2 separate regions of the Mus musculus genome follow, and region 2 is linked to region 1. Evidence: chromatin loops called from intact Hi-C (ENCODE). Cell type or tissue: heart. All regions are shown on one strand. Each heading gives the region's core, and the rest is flanking DNA. Links, peaks and the distances in the headings are about the cores only.

Region 1 (2,803 bases), core at 239-2,738:
GGACTCTGATCACCAGGAGATGAGGAAACCGAGGCTCTGGGAGGGGAAGCCCACATTTGGGTTTCTGTTTCCCTCTTTGCTGGAGGATCTGGCAGCCTGAAAAGTGGTGGGAAGTTTCGAGGTGGAAGAATGACAAACATGGGGGCTGCCTTTCCCTTGCCTGTGATGAGGTGGGAAGCCAAACATCTCAACAGGGCTGATGGCAGTTTTATGGAAGCCTAGAGTTGAAGAAAGGGAACAAAGGGGCAGGAGCCCTCAACAGAAGGTTCAAATCCTACTGAGCAGCGCTTCTCTTGCAGATACAAACAGGATCCTTGGGACAAGCCACTACGGCCGCTTCTGGTACTAACAAAAACAGCACCTCCACCAAAAAAACCCCCTTAAAGAGTGGGGCCTCATCCATCATCGATGCGGGTGCCTGCAGTTTCCTCTTCTTTGCCAATACCTTAATGTGCCTCTTCTACCTCAGCTGAGGTGAAGGCGCAGCTTCTGAAGCCCCGTGCTCCACCCACTGCTGCCACCATCAGTAGCGAGAGACATCCCAACCCACGGGAAGGGTTGATAGCAGATATCCAAGGAGGCTAAAGTTGACAGCCAATGGCCGGAATGGGAGCGGGGCCGTGACACCCAGCTAGGGCACAATAAAGTTATACTTATGCTTAGATGGGGTCCCACGTGTGATCGATCACTGCACATCACTGGCCTCAGGAGTCATGTGTGCGGCAGTATTAGGAGTGAACCCAGTACTGCCCTTGACTCTCAAGCCCCACACACCCCAGGTTCAGGCAGGTGCCCAGCCCATGCCCTTGATGTCTTCATACTGATAGATTCTGGGAAATCACATATTGTTTGGCTGTTTCTCTCAAAACTCCCAACGGGAGTACTACAGACCCAGAAGCAGCCCGTGTCTGGGAAGGTTTGCGGAAGGATGGCTCCCAAGTCTCTGACCACATGCCTTCTATCACTGGGCAAGAGGATGAGGAGGCAAGGCTTGCTACCCACACCCTCAGCCAGGGAAGGCAGGAAGGACCAGCAGCCCCTCTAACCACCCTGCCCTCCTGGGCTTGGGGGTGGTCTTTGGAGGAGACAAGGAAGCTCAGACTGATTCCCAAGGGTCCTTGCCTCTGTGTCTTCCCAGGATCCCATGTCAACAGAGGATGGCAACATAACTGCAGCCCGAGGTCTCTGATATCCTGACCTGTCACACAGCTAGGGACCCAGCCCCTTCTCCTGGCTTTTCTGCCCAAGGCTAAACCTTCAGGCTTTGTGACCAGATTTAGAAGAAGCAGAAATGTAGACCCTCCTGTCTTTCTTGCCCTGCCCACTGTGGACTCACAGACCGAACCTTGAAAGTTCACCCTTGGATACATCTCTATCCCTGGAATAGTTTCTGCTGTTATTTCTTTCTGGCCTGGCCAACTCCTACAGTACCTCTTCCAAGTGGGACAGCCATCCACTTCTGTCCCCTGAACACCCATCTGAGTCCTGCACTGGGGTGGGAATCACATAGGCTTGGCTGGCTAGTCCCTACAGTCAGAGAGGCAGAACGGATGACACACCAGTGTGGGGTATGCAGCTCCCCCTGGTGGTCAGGGGAAGCTGCACAGGAAGTGAAACCAACCAGAAGAGGAGGCTGAGGGTCAACTGGACTCTCTCCATCCCAACATCAAGGTGCAGAGACGAGACCACCAGCAGCATAGTAGAAAATAGCTTATTTCACAGCAAAATCTGTATAAAACACTTCATCCCAGCAAAAGCCTCCTGAAGGAAACTGGTGATGGCGTTGGTTGGTTCAAAGTACATGGACAGTCCAGATCTGGGAAAGTCTGTCCTTGGTTGGTTCCCACAGCACCACATGGTCACGGTCATACCCTCGTCCGCCTGCGGGGGGGGGGAGAGGAGGGGGAAAATTCAGAGGTGGTCAGAGAGTGCTGGATGCAGCCCAGTTTTTACTCCCCTCTTATGCACCCTTACCCCACCCCTACATTACCCTTCACATCCAGGATCTGGCCTTCAAACATTTGGCTGCAGATGTGACCCAATTCATTGATGCTCCAGGTTTGGCGTGGTAGGCGGCTCTCGGCCCATAGTACTACTTTGGAGCCTGGGCTAGGAGGTCCAATCACCTGTAGGCTCATGGTGGGGGCCATCTGAGGCCCCAGAAGATCGTGAGATTTGGCCTAGGAAATCTCCCATGCTCAAGCCATCCTTCGCTCGCTGGATTTTTGTTGTTGTGGTTTCTTTTGTCTGGGACGCAGTATCTATGTAGCTTTGGCTTGCCCAGAACTTGCTATGTAGACCAGGCTAGCCTTGAGCTCATAGATATTCAACTCTTTCTGCCTCCTGAATACGTGGGCCACCCTGTCCAGCTCATTCACTACTTTTGAATCTAGCCCTAGGTAAGTCTCTTCATTCATTTTTAGATTTATTTTATGAGTGTTTTGACCGCATGCATGTCTGTGCAATAAACACATGCCTGGTGCCCACCGAGGTTAGAAGAGGGCATCAAATACTCTGCAACTAGAATTAGGGATGGCCTATGTCATCATTTTTATGCTGGGAACTGAACTTAGGTCCTCTGCAAAAGCAACAAGTGCTTTTGTTGTTGTTGTTTTTGTTTTGTTTTGTTTTTCGAGACAGGATTTTTCTGTGTAGCCCTGGCTGTCCTGGAACTCACTCTGTAGACCAGGCTGGCCTCAAACTCAGAAATCCGCCCGCCTCTACCTCCCAAGTGCTGGGATTAAAGGCAAGTGCCACCACTGCCCGGCTTGCAACAAGTGCTTTTAACTACTGTGGCACTTGC
Region 2 (2,803 bases), core at 218-2,717, 74 kb before region 1:
CACCTTTAATCCCAGCACTTGGGAGGCAGAGGCAGGCGGATTTCTGAGTTCAAGGCCAGCTTGGTCTACAGAGTGAGTTCCAGGACAGCCAGGGCTAGACAGAGAAACCCTGTCTCGAAAAAAACAAAAAAACAAAAAACCCAAACAAACAAAAAAATCAGCTAACTCTGGTGAGCCCAGTGGCGCACATTGTAATTCCAGTTACTCAGGAGGCTAATATAGGCGAATTGTCATGAGTTTGAAAGCAACCTGTGCTACAGAGTGATAAACATATAGAAGATGCCTTTAATCCCAGAATTCTGGAAGCAGAGACAGGCTGATCTCCGTAAGTTTGAGACCAGCCTAGTTGGCATGCATAGCAAGTGCCAGGCTAACCTAGGCTTCATTTTAAGATCATGTCTCAAAAGCCAAAACAAACTACAACAGTAGTAAAATAAAACTAAACAACAAAAGTAAATTAAGGGGGGCTGGAGAGATGGCTCAGTGGGTAAGAGCACTGACTGCTCTTCTGAAGGTCCTGAGTTCAAATCCCAGCAACCACATGGTGGCTCACAACCATCCATAATGAAATCTGATGCCCTCTTCTGGAGTGTTTGAAGACAGCTACAGTGTACCTACAAATAATAAATAAATCTTTTTTTTTTAAGTAAATTAAGGAGTTCATAGTAGCTGAAATGGGGCTGAGAATAAGAAAGATGTGCCTGCTGCTGTTTTACAGGTTTAGTCCTGTTTGCTGTGGACATAGCCATTACAAAATAAGGCCCTGGGGTTTTCCATGTACTGCTTTGTTAGCAGTCAACCTGCTTGGAATGTTTTATTGCTGACTAGGTTTTCAAGAACTACATTGCAGTATAGTGCATGCTTAGAGCATGGCTCTATTGTGAGTCGTTCTATGTTGCTATGATAAGGTTTTATATGTCAGTGGATATAACTGAGCTAGAATGTAGCTCTAAGTAATTGATTATTAAACTAAATAGTTTGTTCTTCAACTGGATTAAGCACTAATTCTTTGAAAGGGGCCTATCTTGAGAAATCTTGAGCTTCAACAATGTGGATAGTCAGTTAAGGAATTACATGTGAAGTCACCTAATAAAAATTTACTGACCTTACACTCCAAAAAAGTGCTTAATTCAATTTCATCAGCTGGCTCACACTAAAGTGAAAAATGCCTCTTGTTACAGGTTCCAATGTGATTCAAAAAGGCAGTTCTCTGGGAACTGAGTGGCAGACACCAGTTATCTCAGAGACCTTTCGGAGCCGCTTCAGCCGCTGCTCAAGCATTGCTGACAGTGGGGACACAGCCATTGGGACATCATGCTCAGACATTGCAGAGGGTAAGCTTGATTCCCGATTTGACTGTCAGCATGCACTGCCATTGTCCATTTGAATTCCACATAGATTGTCATTTACAGACTGATTGTAAGGACAGGCTATTCAGTCATGGAATCTGAATAACCATAAATAATCTCAAGCATATTTATTTATTTATTTATTATGTATAGTGTTGTGCCTGCATATGTGCCTACATGCCTGAAGAGGGCACCAGATCCCGTTACAGATGGTTGTGAGCCACCATGTTCTTGGTGGGAATTGAACTCAGGACCTCTGTAAGAGCAGTCAGTGCTCTTAACCTCTGAGCCATCTCTCCAGTCCAAGCTCGCTTACTTCTTTCTGTCTGTCTTTCTTTCTCTCTTTCTTTCCAAGCTTCTTTTTTTTTCTTTCTTTTTTAAGACTTATTTATTTATTTTATGTATGTGAGTACACTGTAGCTGTACAGAAAGTTATGAGCCTTCATGTGGTTGTTGGGAACTGAATTTTTAGGACCTCTGCTTGCTCGCTCCGATCAACTCTGCTCGCTCAGGCCCAAAGATTTATTTATTATATGTAAGTACACTGGCTGACTTCAGACACACCAGAAGAGGGCGTCAGATCTCATTATGGGTGGTTGTGAGCCACCATGTGGTTGCTGGGATTTGAACTCAAGACCTTCAGAAGAGCAGTCAGTGCTCTTACCTGCTGAGCCATCTCTCCAGCCCCAAGCTTATTTCTTTCTTTTTTTTTTTTTTAGATTTATTTTATTTATTATACATAAGTACACTGTAGCTGTCTTCAGACATACCAGAAAAGGGCGTCAGATCTCATTATGGGTGGTTGTGAGTCACCATGTGGTTACTGGGATTTAAACTCAGGACCTTTGGAAGAACAGTCAGTGCTCTTACCCACTGAGCCATCTCACCAGCCCCTAAGCTTATTTCTTAATATCACCAAATTTTCTGTCTTACTATGGTGTGTGTACACACCTGTTCTTTGTTCTTGGTTCTGTGGTTCTTGAGGTTGAACCCTGGGCCTCACACATGCTCCAGGTGTCCTACCATTCAGACATAGCCCTGGCATAGTGTTTTTCGTCAATGGCCCTTTTTCCATTGTTAATCTAGGCCCGTTTGTACTATTCCCATCTTCATCTATCTGCTAGCTAGTCCACTTGTACTATTATGCATGCTCTAGTAGTCCCACAAGGCTTTCCCCGTGCCCTCTCCTTTACTGAGCTCCTTCCATATAACCTCTATTTTTTTATTTTTGTATCTCTAATGTCTCTGCCACTTGCTTTTGCACACATGTACCAATTACCCATAAGTACTTTACAAGGCATTTAAATGGGGCCTAGAGGGCAGAAGATCTAATGATAATAATTACTATTTATGGGGCCAGACATAGTGGTATATGCCTTTAGTTCCAGCACTTGGGAAGCAGAGGCAGATAGATCTCTGAATTCAAGGCCAGCCTGGTCTGAGTTTAGGACAGC

Evidence for each region. A loop is a pair of places that touch in the nucleus more often than their neighbours do. Peaks named below come from ENCODE experiments on the same cell type or tissue, not always from the same donor. Only the 100,000 strongest peaks of a DNase experiment are listed, where the experiment ranks them.
Region 2: it touches region 1 in a loop (5-fold over the local background); 2 of 42 quality-filtered maps call a loop at or near these places.

Annotation. Positions count from the first base shown.
Region 1 is chr4:134,091,397-134,094,199 of GRCm38, reverse strand. It overlaps Crybg2 (crystallin beta-gamma domain containing 2), which reads right to left. Exons shown (of 20, transcript NM_001162970.1): 19 at 1,991-2,150; 20 at 1,696-1,881. The coding sequence ends at 1,793. Cd52 (CD52 antigen) reads left to right here. Exons shown (of 2, transcript NM_013706.2): 2 at 300-662. The coding sequence ends at 473. Among named protein-coding and RNA genes, the nearest start is that of Cd52, 2.3 kb to the left of the region's middle. In heart, for the core only: a CTCF peak has its summit at 1,588 (motif pointing left); a DNase peak (open chromatin) is centred at 1,569.
Region 2 is chr4:134,165,820-134,168,622 of GRCm38, reverse strand. Cep85 (centrosomal protein 85) reads left to right here. Exons shown (of 14, transcript NM_144527.3): 3 at 1,182-1,334. Among named protein-coding and RNA genes, the nearest start is that of Cep85, 20 kb to the left of the region's middle. In heart, for the core only: a CTCF peak has its summit at 1,530 (motif pointing right); no DNase peak of the experiment used is centred there.